Linked DNA regions of Homo sapiens: region 1 is linked to region 2. Evidence: chromatin contacts called from ENCODE Hi-C data. All regions are on one chromosome and are shown on one strand. Each heading gives the region's core, a stretch centred on a gene start or an enhancer-like site at or near the end of the contact. The rest is flanking DNA. Distances are from core to core; before and after follow the strand shown.

What was found. Hi-C counts contacts between places; a loop is a spot of excess contacts on that map. Pooled maps may share reads with other maps.
Region 1: a loop to region 2 is called in a map of posterior vena cava, with 10 times the contacts of the local background. The contact joins the enhancer-like site here to the promoter of ZBTB7C in region 2. A Hi-C loop is called at or near these places in 14 of 168 maps with a recorded cell type or tissue (Right ventricle myocardium inferior, adrenal gland, aorta and 7 more) and 9 of 50 pooled maps.

What each region holds. Positions count from the first base shown.
Region 1 is chr18:48,347,510-48,354,382 of GRCh38, reverse strand. The region is part of intron 1 of ZBTB7C (zinc finger and BTB domain containing 7C); the gene reads left to right. LOC124904352 (a long non-coding RNA gene) reads right to left here. Exons shown (of 3, transcript XR_007066457.1): 3 at 1-3,124. Among named protein-coding and RNA genes, the nearest start is that of ZBTB7C, 58 kb to the left of the region's middle. Within about 2 kb of position 2,567, at least 2 of the 41 ENCODE cell types and tissues checked have a DNase peak (open chromatin) inside an H3K27ac peak, as active enhancers do.
Region 2 is chr18:48,406,598-48,413,364 of GRCh38, reverse strand. ZBTB7C (zinc finger and BTB domain containing 7C) reads left to right here and starts at 3,982. Exons shown (of 5, transcript NM_001318841.2): 1 at 3,982-4,139. RefSeq lists a silencer at 2,814-3,193 and enhancers at 4,464-5,081, 5,082-5,701.

The DNA of each region.
Region 1 (6,873 bases), core at 1,318-3,817, 58 kb after region 2:
TTCCTTAATTGTGTTGATGTTGAGATTGATAAGGTCAGCCTAAGAAACCTATTTGTAAAGCTGGACACAGTGGTGTGCACCTGTCATCCCAGCTACTCTGGAGGCTGAGGCAGTAGGGTCCCTTGAGCCCAGGAGTTTGAGGCCAGCCTGGGCAACATAGTGAGACCCCATCTCTTAAACAAACAAACAAACAAAAACCACAAAACGACAAAAACCTGTTTGTTCAGGCCTCAAAGAAAGATGGAGTTTTGTGTGCAGATGTGAATTACAGGTGTATTCCCAAGCAGTGGCACCTGCAAAGGATGCTTTCGTTGAATGAGGATCTGAGAAACTGGAGGCCGATTTCTGCTACCAATTGAGTGTATTTTGTTCCACATAATTCATTGAAGTAAGGAAAATATGGCAACCTAAGGAGGTGATTTAGAGTAGAGGTAAAGTCTCTATCTCCCTCTCCTTCCCACCCTGCTGCAATGGAAAATGCAGGATGGCCCTTTGGACCCCCCTCCTGGGCCTCAGTCTTGGTGCTACCACTTCCACGCTGTGTGAGGATGGTGGGCAGCTCCTGCAGCCTTTCAGCTCCTCATCTGTGTGAGTATCAACCACGAGGTTATCATGAGAAACGTGTGGAGTGCCTGGAACCTAGCGTGTGCCATTGCAACCAGGCCAGCCCCATCCGGCTTTTCATGCTGTCACAAAGGATTGCCCCCGCCACCCCCAGAAAGGCCCTGAGAACCTTTTTCTGGAAATGCTTAGATCAGGGTCATTAAGAGGTTTTAACATCAGATGGGATTGGAGAATACTGGGGGACAGGGACTCTTCCTTAGCCCCACAATGGATAAGAGGCTGAGCCCAGGCTGCAGCCTGGTTTCTTGTCCTCAGATAAAAACTCTGACCACAAACTCCCCCAAACAGTGCCATGACAAGGAGACCAGGGAAGCTCATTTGTCAATCAGCAAATCCACGGATGGATTGAAGAAGGAGGAGGAATCAACAAATCCATAGAAAGACTGAAGAATAAGGAGGGTTTTCTGTACAGCCAGAGCTTGTGATTTTAGACAATGGAGGGTACATCTTGGTGTGGTAAATAGAATACTCTATTTGCAGCAGAAGACCTGGACATAGCTGTCACCTCAGCCCCTTGTTATTGGTGTGATTCTGGGCTGGAACTATCTGTTCCTCAGTTTTCACATCTGTAAATTGAGTATACATATCCATACCTATCTCCCAGAGTTGTTTTGAGGGTTAGGAGGTTACTGGATAGGAAAGCCCTATACAGGCTGCAAGACACTCTGAAAAAGCAAATGATGATTGTTACAACAGTTTCTATTTCTATATTGCTTTTAGGCTTCTAGAGAATTTTCTCATCTCCTTTCTGATTTAATGTAGAGCAGTAGTTGTGCAAGGCAGGCAGGGCAGATGATGATTCTCATATTCAGATATCTAAGGTTGATGGCCTGCCCAGGGCTACCACTGGTGCAGAAGTGGGGGACTAGGGGTGGAGTAACTTGGGTCCCAGCCCTCCCAACACAGTGAACACTGTGCTTTCCACAGAGCTACCCCCTGCGCCTTTCAGCTCACCTCCAACCTTGACATCATTTGCTCACCTGCTTGCACATCTCTTCTGTCCTGAACTTAGCCCAGTTCTGCTCTTCTGAGGGTTTTGTTCATGTGTAAAGTTGGGATCTTACCTTGATGCCCTTGAGGCATACTTTCATCTTCTGGACCCAGTGCCCCCAGGCTGCCCATGGACTGCCCACCCCAGTGCCTCCTCCAGCCTGCTCACCCTGGTCAGCATCCTGGGCCCTAGATTAATCCTTCCCCTGAGCCCCATCCCTGGCTGGCCAAGCAGATGAAGAGGACCACAGGGTGAGACTGTGCCTCCTCTTGGGGATGGGAACTTTCTGGAGGTGATGCTTTGCTAAAAGAGTGGATTCTAACAGTGGGCCTTTGGGGCCTGGGTGGCATTTTAGGACAAGAAGCCCTGTTGGAATACTGCGGATGCCCCCAGGGCCTGGCCCAGTGGTTAGCAGCCAGCAGGGCTGTGAGCACTTGGATAAGCTGGCAGGTGACACTGGCAAGGCAGGTAGTCACTCTGTTCCCTGAGCTCAGGTTCCTCTGCCTTCCAAACACGTGCCAAGAGCTTAGTGGGCATCCAGCATGGTACCATGTGCTGCCCCCAGAGTGCTCACAGTCAAGTGGCTGCCATGCCAGGTGACAGGCAAGTCTTCAGAGTCAAAGGTGCGAGGATGGGGTAAAGTACAAGTGCTCTAGGAACATGTTGTGTAAAGGCACCTGCGAGTCCTGGCCTGTAGGGTCAGGGAAGGCTTCCTGGAAGAGGGGACCCTTGAGCTGACCATGGGAGACCAGGCCAAGGCTAAATGGAGGTGAGGAAGGGGGCTGGGCAGAGGGTGGGGTATCTCTAGTTCCTGTCATCAGGGCTCTCAGGTTCACCTGCTGGGACTTAGCACTCCCCTCTGTCTGCTCCAGCCCCCTCCATGCTCTGTCAGAGGGAAATCTCCCCGAGGGTAGGATTCTGAGCTTGGCTTGCTGCCAAGGAGGGGCCAACAGTGCTGGTTGGTGAGGGAACGAGCACTCTTTGGGTTCCGTAGGCCTGGCTCTGGCTGCTGTGAAATCTTAATCAGTCACTGCTGTCAAAGGCTTCCTGTCTTCCTGAATAAGTGATTTAACTTATCTTTTAGATTGCAGTTGACTTCAGCACATAAAAGGCTCCTTCAAGTTGAAGCAACATCTCCACCAGGAATGGATTAAGAGCAGGAAAACGGCGTTTTTCTTAACACGGTGCAGCTGGGCCATTGGAAACCCAAATGCATTTGTTATCTCCTCTTGTAGCACATCCATGGCGAGAGGCCCTCCTTTTAGACAGTGGTGGTATACTTTCCCCACTGGGGAAACCAGTTGGCTTGCAAGCCTGTAGAAAGTCCGTGAGGGAGGAGAAGTTTGCTGGTTGAGACACCCAAAGCCACGGGTCTTTTAACACCTTTGAACTTGGGCCCTCCTTTGCTGGCTGCCGGCTTTGTCCTCCTCTCCACTCCTGCCCCGTCACCAACAAGAGTCCAGGGGATTTTGAGTGGCAGCAATCCTCAAGGGCTTCCTGGGTTCATCCCTGGAATAAACACGGGGGCAGCAGGGAGGGGTAAAGAAGAGGTGTGAGCCGTGGCTTCTCTGTCAAAAAGGGCTTCCATCTCGCACTCACACATGGCTTGGGGTGGGGAGTGTGTGTGTACATTAGTTCAGCTCTGTGAAGGGCCATTCAGCAGTAGCTGGGGAATTTTAATGCAGATGTCCTTTGGCCCATGAGTTCCACTTATATGAATTTATTCTACAGACATCCAGGCACATACAGGAAATGGTATACATACGAGATTGTTCACTGCAGTGTTGTATGTAAGACCAAAAGATTATAAACAACTTAAGAGTCCATCAGCAGGAGACTAGATTAATCAACTATAGTGCATCCACAGACTGGAAGGGTATGCAGCCATTAAAGAGAACAAGGATGCTTTTATATACGGATCCAGGACAATCTCAAGGGTGTTATGATAAAAACAAGTTGCAGAACAGTATTATGGTACTGTACCATGGGTGTAAAAATTATACATACTGCTATTGCTTTAGGCATAAAACCTCTTGGGATAGAAACACAAGGAAATGTTAACAGGGAGGGGAACTGGGTGGTGGGCGACAGGGGTGGAAGGGCACCTTTTCAATCTATAGCCTTTTATGCCATTTGGGTTTTGAACAATGTGAATGTATTTGTTATTTGTGGTTGGCAGGAAATGGCCTCTCCAAAATGTCCACACTCAAATCCCCAGAACCTGTGAGTATGTTGCCTTATGTGACACAGGGGCTTTGCAGATGGGATTAAGGTTATAGATACTGAGATGGGGAAATTATCCTGGTTTATCCAGATGTGCTCAATCTAGTCGCATAAGCCCTTAAAAGCAGGAACCTTGCCTGGCCGTGGTCAGAGAGGGAGACGTAACTACGGAAGAACCTTCAGAGAGATGCTATGCTTCTAGCTTTGACGATGGAGGAAGGTGCACCAGCCAAGGAATGCAGGCAGCCCCTGGAGGCTTGAAAAGGCAAGGAGATGTTCCTCCCTAGAGCCTCCAGGAAGGAATACAGCTAAGCTGACACCTTGATTTTAGCCCAGTGAGACCCTTGTCAGACTTCAACCTCCAGAACTGTAAGATAATGAATTCATGTTGTGTAAACCACTAAGGGTGTGGCCATTTGTTACAGCAGTAATAGAAAGCTAATATTCCACTCAAAACAATAAACAAAGAAAACAGTTTTTAAGAGTCCCAGTCTAGTTAGAGTGGGACTCAGCACATGCACTGAGGAAACGCACTCATTTCAGTGTAGTGCCGTGCAGTGCAGCAGACTGTCAATGCTGTGGGACATAGCCCTGTTTATGAAGGGCAGGTGGCATTCCCATTACAGGCCAGGCACTGTGCTAGGTGCAGGGGCCACAAAATGAAGAAAATGTAGTCCCCATCCTGGGCTGAGTTTTGCAGTCTCTCTCCCCCTCCCTTTAAAACTGCCCTCCAGGATGCCAGTACTGTGTACCCCCACTGCATGGCCTCTGTTAAATGTGGAATTTCTAGGCCCTTTGCCATCTTGGGCCCTAATGGACCAGACTTTAGCTCATTCCCCTGCGTGTGGCTGGCCAACTAGTCTGAGTGGTGGTAGGGCTGGAGGATCTACCACCTCTGGAAAAGCTTGATTCTACTTTAAACTTTCCTCCTCCAGCGTTTAGCATGGACATCATTCATTTCAGCATCACTCCAAGATTGGGTGACTCAGGGTCTCTGCCTTTGGAGCTGTGTGCCCAGCCTCCTCTCACAAGACCACACGCCCCCTTATGTAGGGATCTGCTTTATTCATTTGTCAATGTGTCATCTCAACAGGACAGAACATATTATAGGGACTCCCTAAAACACATATGCAGCCTCTATAGTTTGCATCTGGTGGTGCTAGGTGGGCATTAGGCAATATGCAAGAAACTAATCAAAAAAAGATGCAGACTTGAACTTGGTCTTCTTGATGTAAAGAGAAAATTTATCATTGCTCTTCTCTGACATTTCTTTCATCCATGCCCATTTCATATTGGAAAATATACTGAGGGGAAAAATGTTTTCCTCCTTTAGTCCTCCCTCCCCTGATGGGTATGGCCAGGATGCTGTGACCTTTCAATTTGAAGGAGCCACTGAGCAAGCTGCTAATAGGTCCTGCCAGCCACCAGCCAGCCAGCACCATGCCTAGGGCTGCATTAAAGCCCCCTTGACCCTGTGGCCCCTACTGTGCTCTTCTGCCACCTCCTTGCCCCTCCCCCAGCTTCCATGCCTCCCATCTGTCCCTCAGGGCTTTTTCCCTTGGCCAGATGCATGTGTGTGTGTGAGAGCAGAGGGGCAGCAGGCACAGCCAGGTGATGCATGTCCACTCAGGAACTCTTGGAAACCGGCCCTCCCCAGGGGAATGACCTCACTGGCACTCTTAGCCTCTATGGCAGATCAGGAGCTGTGTTTTTTGTTTGTTTGTTTTTGATACAAAGTCTAGCCTTGTCACCCAGGCTGGAGTGCAGTGGCACGATCTCAGCTCACTGCAACCTCTGCCTCCCAGGTTGAAGCTATTCTCCTGCCTCAGCCTCCCGAGTAGCGGGGATTATAGGCATGTGCCACCACGCCTAGCTAATTTTTGTATTTTTAGTAGAGACAAGGTTTCACCATGTTGGTCAGGCTGGTCTCGAAGTCCTGACCTCAAGTGACCCTCCCACCTTGGCCTCCCAAAGTGCTGGGATTACAGGCATGAGCCACCACTCCTGGCCTGGAGCAACATTTTTATTTGTGAGATAGCAGGATCCTCTGGAACAAAACAGTCAGGCAGTCATGGTCCTTGCCCTAGTGGGGAACTGTGGACTGCAGGGAAGTGTGGCAGTGAAGAGGGTTCACTTTGGAATGAGGTAGGTGAGGATTTGTATCCAGGCTCTGCCTTTATAAACTGTGTGACCTTGGCTGCTTACCCATTGTAAGCCTCAGTTTACTCATCTGTAAAATTGGGAGCTAGACTCGGACCTAGGATGACATCAGGGATGTATAAAGCTGGGGTTGAATTCTAAATCTGAACTTGCCTTCTGCTCTGGCTCCTATGACGGCATCAACTCCTAACAGTGTGTAACATCCCCACCCCTCCACCCTGCAGGTGGCAAAGTGGAAGTAGGTGCCAACTCAAGGGCAGGGTTGTTGTGATGACTGCAGTGAGTTAGCCTTGGAAAATGCCTGGCTCTTGGTAGTTATTATTTTGCAAGGCTCATGCTATTTTACAGTCTTGGCTCATGTCATTGCTACCATGCTGCTCCCTGGGGCAGGCCAACAGGGCTGTGGGCTCACAGAAACCTCTGTACCTGCCTTCCAGGCCTCCTCAGCCCTGATTCCTGCCTTTTTGCATGTTGACCTCAGTGTCTTGCAAACCATTTCCCACCCTGGTCTCAAGGTGACTTCGGTGTTTCATCCCCAGAACCTCCCTTCCATGTGGCTGGAGCCTGGCCTTTTCATAGGTATTAACATCTCTCAGAATGGCCTACCTCCCTGCTGGAAAACTCCAATTCTCTTTTGTGACCACAACCTCCAGGCTCTTTGCTGGTTCCATCCCTGAGCAGGGAGTTCAGATGTTCCAGTGGAATCTTGGTAGGGTTGGTGAGAAAGCAGAGGTTGGCTGGGTCAGGTAAGGGAAGAGGCTGCCCACCCCATAGCATGTGAAGCCTTGGTGGAAGCTGGTGTGCCCAGGGGCCCAAGGCAGAGGCAGCAGGGTGAGGATTCATGCTGCTTGACGGGGAGAGGAGGGAGTGGGTGC
Region 2 (6,767 bases), core at 2,733-5,232:
GGGTTTTCACTAAACTAACTTAGAAGGATTCTTTCTACAACTGGACTTGGCTGGCTGAAGAGAGGGCCCAAGGGTGGGAGCCCAGTGGAAATGAAGCCTCAAAGGAGCCTGCCTCAAGTGTGGTCAAGGAGAAAGTCTTTGTCATCCCATATGGGCTATAAATGTATGGCCACTAAAATGAGAAAGAAAAATTAGTAAAATAAAAAATACTCTCCCAAGAGATATGATAACTAAACGCAATATGCAATCCTGAATTGAATCCTGCCTAGAATTTACTTATTTTTTCATTTTTGCTATTGGTGAGACAGTTGGTGAAATCTAAATATAGTTCAGACTAGATAATAGTGTTGTATCTATGGTTAGATCTGGATTTTGATTATTATATAAGAACGTCCTCATTGTTAAAAAACATTCACTGAAGAATTTATCAGTAAAGGAACATCATATCTTCAGCCTATGCTCAAACAGTTTAGAAAAAAAGAATATGTATATACAAAGAAACAGCAGGGTAAAGCAAACATGGGCAAATGTTGGCACATGGAGATTCTGGGTGAAGATATATGACAATTCTTTATATTATCTTTGTAACTTTTCTGTAAATCTGAAATTATTTCAAAATAAAAATTAAAAAACGAACTAAGAAAAAATAAAAAATATCATGCAAACTTAGGGACTGAGTCCAGTGCTACCTTTTCCAGGAAGGCACTTCACCCAGTCTGCCTTATGGTAGGTAATACACACCATGATTTCCTTGAATTTCTCTTCTGCTCTGATTTATTCAAAGCCTCTTCCCTCTTTCTCCTCTAGAGGCAGCATCGCAGGGGAGGATGCTCGTGAACTTCTGAACTCACGAACCTGGATCCAAATGCTGCCCCTGACACTACCCAGCGGTGGCAACATGGCCATTACCACCACTATTGATATCAGATTTTTCATCTATAAAACGGTTACAACAAAATATATTGCATACAGTTGTCATGAGAAACATATAGCAATGGAAACCGTAAGTTCTAATCTAGAAAGAGCTCTGTAAATGTTAATTCCCCTCTTTTTTCTTGAATCAGTCTTTCAACATCCTCGGGAAATAGGTAAAAATTTGATCCCAATTCTCAGATAATTTATTTAGAGTTTATCACCATAACTAATATTGACAATTTACAATGTGCTCTACAGTGCTTAATACACAGTAACCCCTTAATGAATGTTGTTCATGGGGCAACACTTGCCCTCGCCTTTTCTCACCCGACCATTCCAGCATCTCTATGGAGTAGAAAGGGACCTACTATTATCTCCCTTTTTACAGATTTGGAAATGGAGGCTTTAGAGAGTTGAATGACATGCTTTTTTTCTAGGATACATGGCTGATAACTGTTAAAGTTTGGCAGTAAATTCTATTAATTATTGCAAAGCAACGTTTACCATTGCACTTACATCCAAACTAGTACGTTGCAAATAAATCTTACAGCACTCACTGGATCTCCATGCTTACGCTATTCCATGAGCTAAAGCTATAGAACATCTACTTTGAGCCAGAGAAGAGAGGAGAAACTTTCTGATTTAGAGCCACATTTATATTAGAGTCTATTTACTATTTACTAGACTCTTTACTATTAGAGTCTAATTTACTGCCCACATCCCTCTTTTCTCAACCTAAATGCCCTTTTTATGGCTGTAGCTGCCCTCACCCCCAGAACTACATTTCTATTTCCTGCAGGTGTCTGGGCATTTGCAGGGCTGGGATCCTCTAGGTGCTCTCTAAATGCATCCGCATGCTTGGCATGAGGCGCAGCCAGACTTATGGCTTAGAAGCGGGGCCATATCAGCTGGGTCAGCAGCATTCCAAGTAACTGAAAACCCTTTAATGAAGGGAAGCAAGACAGGCAACTTAATTTAACAGAGAGACAAACCTAATATGAGAGGGCAGTGGCTGCCACAGCTGCTGAAAGCGAGATATATTATTTTGCCATTCTGGAAGCTTTAGCAACTTGGAAATCTGACATCCTGAGCCTGAACATACCTTAGGTTCCACGATAGACTATCCTAGATTTACATGTGCATTTGAATAGTTTGGATAAGATGGCTGTCCAAACTGTTCATTTGGTGAAATTTACTTAGTAGGAAAAACCAGATCTCTTTGGCAAATTAAACGTGACATAATTGTACCCAAACCCTACGTTTCAGATCCCTCTATTCATATCTAGTTTTCCACTCTTACATCCTATTCCAGAGCCCGTTTTCCCTTGTTTTCACTACTCCCAACGTACTATCTTGCAATGTGCGTTTATTACACGAATGAATGAAATGGTTTAAAAAAAAATCCCAATAAGTGATATTAGGAAGAGGCACCAAAGGTTCACAAACTTATTTTTGTGAATTCTGTAAAAAATGTCATCCAGTGTCTTCAGCATTAAAGGACACAGCAGCAGCCCCACTGCCCTTTTATTAATCCGTAGCCAGAATGGGCACTAGGCGGCCGGGATTCGCCATCTCGCCTCTCCTGGGCGCCAGGTGCGCCTCAGATAAGCGCAGCCGGGTAGGAGTTTGAGGACGACAAACTTTCCCGCTTCTGAGGGAGGAGCCCCGGAGAGGACCCGCTGACGTGCGAGGGTGCTGCCTCCGATGTACTACCAAGGAGGGCGAGGGTTCCTATGTCTGTCTGGAGCGCAGAGGGGTGGACTGCAAAAAGGTAGGAGGCAAAGCCAGCTCGAGTTTCCCCGGCCCGTAGCTGGAGGGAACATCTGCCCAAGTGTCGCCTCGCCCGAGAACGCTCACGCCCTCTCCAGGGCCAGGACCCTTCCTCCTCCCCTCGCACTGGCCCTTCGTGGCTTCCAGCACCGCTGAGCACTCGGCGTCCCAGCGAGATTCTCCTGCCCCGACAGACTCCGAGGGGGCGGGGCCCGGCGGGACGGGGCGGGGACAAGCCCTCCCCGGGCCCGCCCGTTGGCATTGTTGCGCGGTGATTGGACGCTTCGGAAGGCCGCCTTCCAGGCCGACCCGGGGAGTGACGGGCGGCCAGCGGCTGCTCCCCGGCGTGTGGGGTGCGGAGTGCGGGGCCCAAGGCTCCAGAGGGGTGGGGACTCCGGGCCGCAGCGCCGCCGAGCGCGATTGCCCGCTGAGATTCGGCGCCCCGGGGTGCGGCAAGCTTGCGGTTTCAGGTGCTGGCTAGGCGTCTTGGTGCGCTCGCTGGAGTGCCGAGAGCATTTGGGAAACTTAACTTCTCGCCCCCACTCCTTGCTCCCGACTTTCGGGTAGAAAAGCAGTTGCCGAGTTGTTTTATTTCCTCCCCCATCGGACTCTGTAAAAATAGCCGTGCGCCGGGGCGGCAGAGCCCATCTCTGCCGCACCGCTGCCCCGGGTCGGCAGAGCCCATCTCTGCCGCACCGCTGCCCCGGGTCGGGTGTGGACCTAAAAATACCCGGCGGTCCCAAGCCTGCGCTGGGGGTGCGGGCGGGTCCGGCCGGGCCGCAGAGGGCGTCAGGAGACCGGAGAAACGGCGGCCGCCTGGCCCCCTCGCCTCTGCCGGGGCTGTCCCTTTAAATCCTGGAGGAGGCAGAGAGAAAAAAGGAAAGAAAGAGAAAAGACGCGGAGCCCCGAGCGGTTGGTGGCGGTGCCCGGCCCCCCCACTCCGCCTCCGCGTCGGGTCCTGACTCCCGCCCGCAGCCTCCGCCAGTCCCGGGCGCCCCCCGCCGCGCCGCCCACTCGCCACAGTTACTGTCAAAATAGAAATTAGCGGAGCCGGGCGGGGGCTGCGGCGCAGCAAGTGCATGTGCCGCGCGGCGGGGAGGGGGCGGGCGCGAGCGACAGGCGACCGCACACATCCGGGCCCTTTAGCCCTGTGCGCCCCCCGAGCCGGCGGCGCGGGCGCGGGGCGCGGGGCGCGGGGCTGACAGCCGCGGCGCGGGAGGCGGGGCGCGGGGAGGGCGGAGGCGCGGCGCGGGGAGGGAGGAGCTGCCCGCTCGCCCGCTGCCGCCGCTCAGCTCCATACCCGCCGGCGCAGCCCCGCCACGAGACTCTGACAGCGGCGCGGCCGGCGAGGCTCGGGCGCGCAGGGACCGGCGGACACCGGCGGCGAAGGAGGACGCCAGGACTGCGTCCCGGAGCCAAGTGCGGGAGGCGCGCAGGGCCGGCGGCGCGCGGAGGTGAGCGGCTTCGCGCGCCGGGCTCGGGCGCCGGCTGCCGGGGTCGCGATCTCCACAGCACCTCGGCAGCCGAGGCAGTTCGGGAGGTCGCGGGGCGGCGGGCGGGTGGCTTTGCTTGGGCTGCGCCGGAAAGCGATTGCGGGGGCCGTTGCTAGGAGGCCGGCGGTCCGCGCGCCTTGGGGCGCCGGCTGGAGCAGGGGCGCCCTCCGCGCGGTGGGCAGGAGGCGGGGGGCTGCGGTGGCTATTCAGGGGCTCCGTGCGGCAGCCATGCAACGGAGGAGGCGGGAGGAGGGAGGGAGGGAAGGAGGGAGGGGAGAGCCAGCGGAGAGCGAGCCAGCGAGCGGGCGCCGCGCCTCCTGGCTGGCACCGCGGCCCGGAGCGAAGTGGCGCGCGGGGCTGGAAAGGAACTTCTGCGGGCGCGTGCGGCCCGGGGCTCGGCGGCGCCTGCGGGCCCGAGCGGGGCGGGCCCGTCGGCAGCCACAGGTGGTTTCTGCCAAAAGTTTTACCGCACTTCTGCCTGGAAGGCGCGGGAGCGTTTTGGTGAGTGACGTTTTCCTGGGACTTTTGCAGTCTCACTTCGCGCTGTCTTTTCTTGAAAATTGGAAAATGAGCTGGAAAGGCTGGGATCCAGCACCTCTCGATGAGATCTGAGCAGAGTACAGTCCTTGCCCGAGGTGTCGCTCATGCAGGACTCAAAGATCCTTGCTGCTGTCAAGTCGGGAAGCTGGGGGAAATGGGCGCACGCACACAGTTCCTCCAAGCCTCGGACAAGTGAAGCCGAGCCTGGCCCGGTGCCTGTCGCCGCGCGGGGTAGTGCGAGGTCTGTTCCCAGCGACACGCACGGGAACTGCGTGCGTCTTCTCTCAAGGTGTGTACGTCTCTTGCTCCGTTGAAAGCGAATTGTCTCTGGCCGCTGTGCTGCTTTGTTTTTCCGGTTGCTTGTCTGGTTTTACTAGGATGAAGGCCAGGAGGAGCCAAAGAAAAGCGAAGCGGCAGCTCCCGTTATCTTTGCAATCTGCAAAGCTGTGGAGGCTGGTACCCAACCTTCCGCGGCGCGGGCGCAAGGCCGAGGGGAGCTGGGGGTGGGTGGCGTGCGCTGCCTGTATGGGAAGTCTCGCTGGACCATGCGCAAGGCTAGAGCCGGAGTTTCTGGTGCTTCTAGGACAGAAAGAGGAGTGGGAGTGGGAAGGGAAGACCCCTTAAAAGAAGATATACTGTGCCCAGACCTGGGAGAGAGGCTCCGAGAAGTCCGGTGGCTTGGCCCTGTTCTTCATTGGCGGGGTTGAGGAATCCAGGGCAGCGAGGTAGAAACACCTCGGTAGGTCGTCCTGGGCTGAAAGAAATCATTATTCCCAGAGCGGGCCAGATACCCGGGTGTTGAAACTAGGTACAAAACTGCGTGAGAGGTGGAAACTCTCAGTCCTTCATTCTCCTTGGTCCGGTGGCTCCCGCTCCCTGCCCCCACAAGTACATGAGCAAAAAGCATGCCCTTTGCTTTATAGAAGGTCATAGGATTTTGAAGTTGAAAGAGACCCTAGAGATATTAGGAGCACTCATTTTACAGATGAGCAAACTCAGGCCCAAGGAAGGAAAGTGACCTGCTACAGTGGCTAGAGGCCCAGTGAGACTAGAAATGACATCAGCCTTCCAGGCAAGGGTGGAGAGACTTCCCTGGGCAAGGCCTGGTAGGGCTTGAGATCAGAAATGCCACCCCCACACCCCAAGCCCATCATGGCCTCTTTATCTGGTACTTTCTAAATCCATGCTTGCCAGCGAATGTGGTATATTTCCCGTCCCGTGCCCTTGGCTTAAAAAAACCAGGACTGTCACTGCAAAGTCCAGTCTGACACTATCCCAACTTTTCCTGCTCCCTCATTATCCCAAATTCCTCAAACTCCTTTTGTAACACAATGCAGCTTGATTAGCCAAGAAGAATTTGCAGCTTTTTTTCACTGAAGCACCCACTTTCCATAGGATGCCAGAACTCTGTTTTCCTGGTAATTAGATTTTACAGATATTTTTGAAAGGGAGCCCAATTTTGGATCAATTACACTTGGACACAAATGCTGTGCTGTTGTGGATACCAAATGAGAAAGATGAGCAATTATCTGGGGGTGTTGGAATAAATGTTGTTATGAGTATTTGACACAGCCATTAAACATCAATGAGTGGGTTTTCAGTAAATGTTTTTTACTCTGTATTTTATTGAGCAAACAAAGTGTCTAAATTAAAAAAGAACTACGAGTTGGCCACTTTGATTTTAGCCACTTATTTTGTACCAGTGTGTATGAGCAGGAAGGAATTGAATGATAACCAGAGTGATTGTTATGTGAACTTTTTCCTCCAAAACCATAATACTCTAGGGCGATGCTAGATTTCAGTCTATAATGTCATATACAGTCCAGCAGAATTTTATGAAAATAAGCTGGATGCAATGTGTGTCAATCTGTATTAGTCAGAAATGACTTGCAAGAGAGAATATTTTGTAAGTTTGATTGCTTTCAAGGACACAGAGTATCAAGAATTCAAGGCTAGTGCAGAGTTGCCGGGTATAATTCTTCTGCTTTCATGAACAGATAGAAATCAGTGCCCCCTTACTCCACATCTCCTGTGTTTAGGGGTCCTACA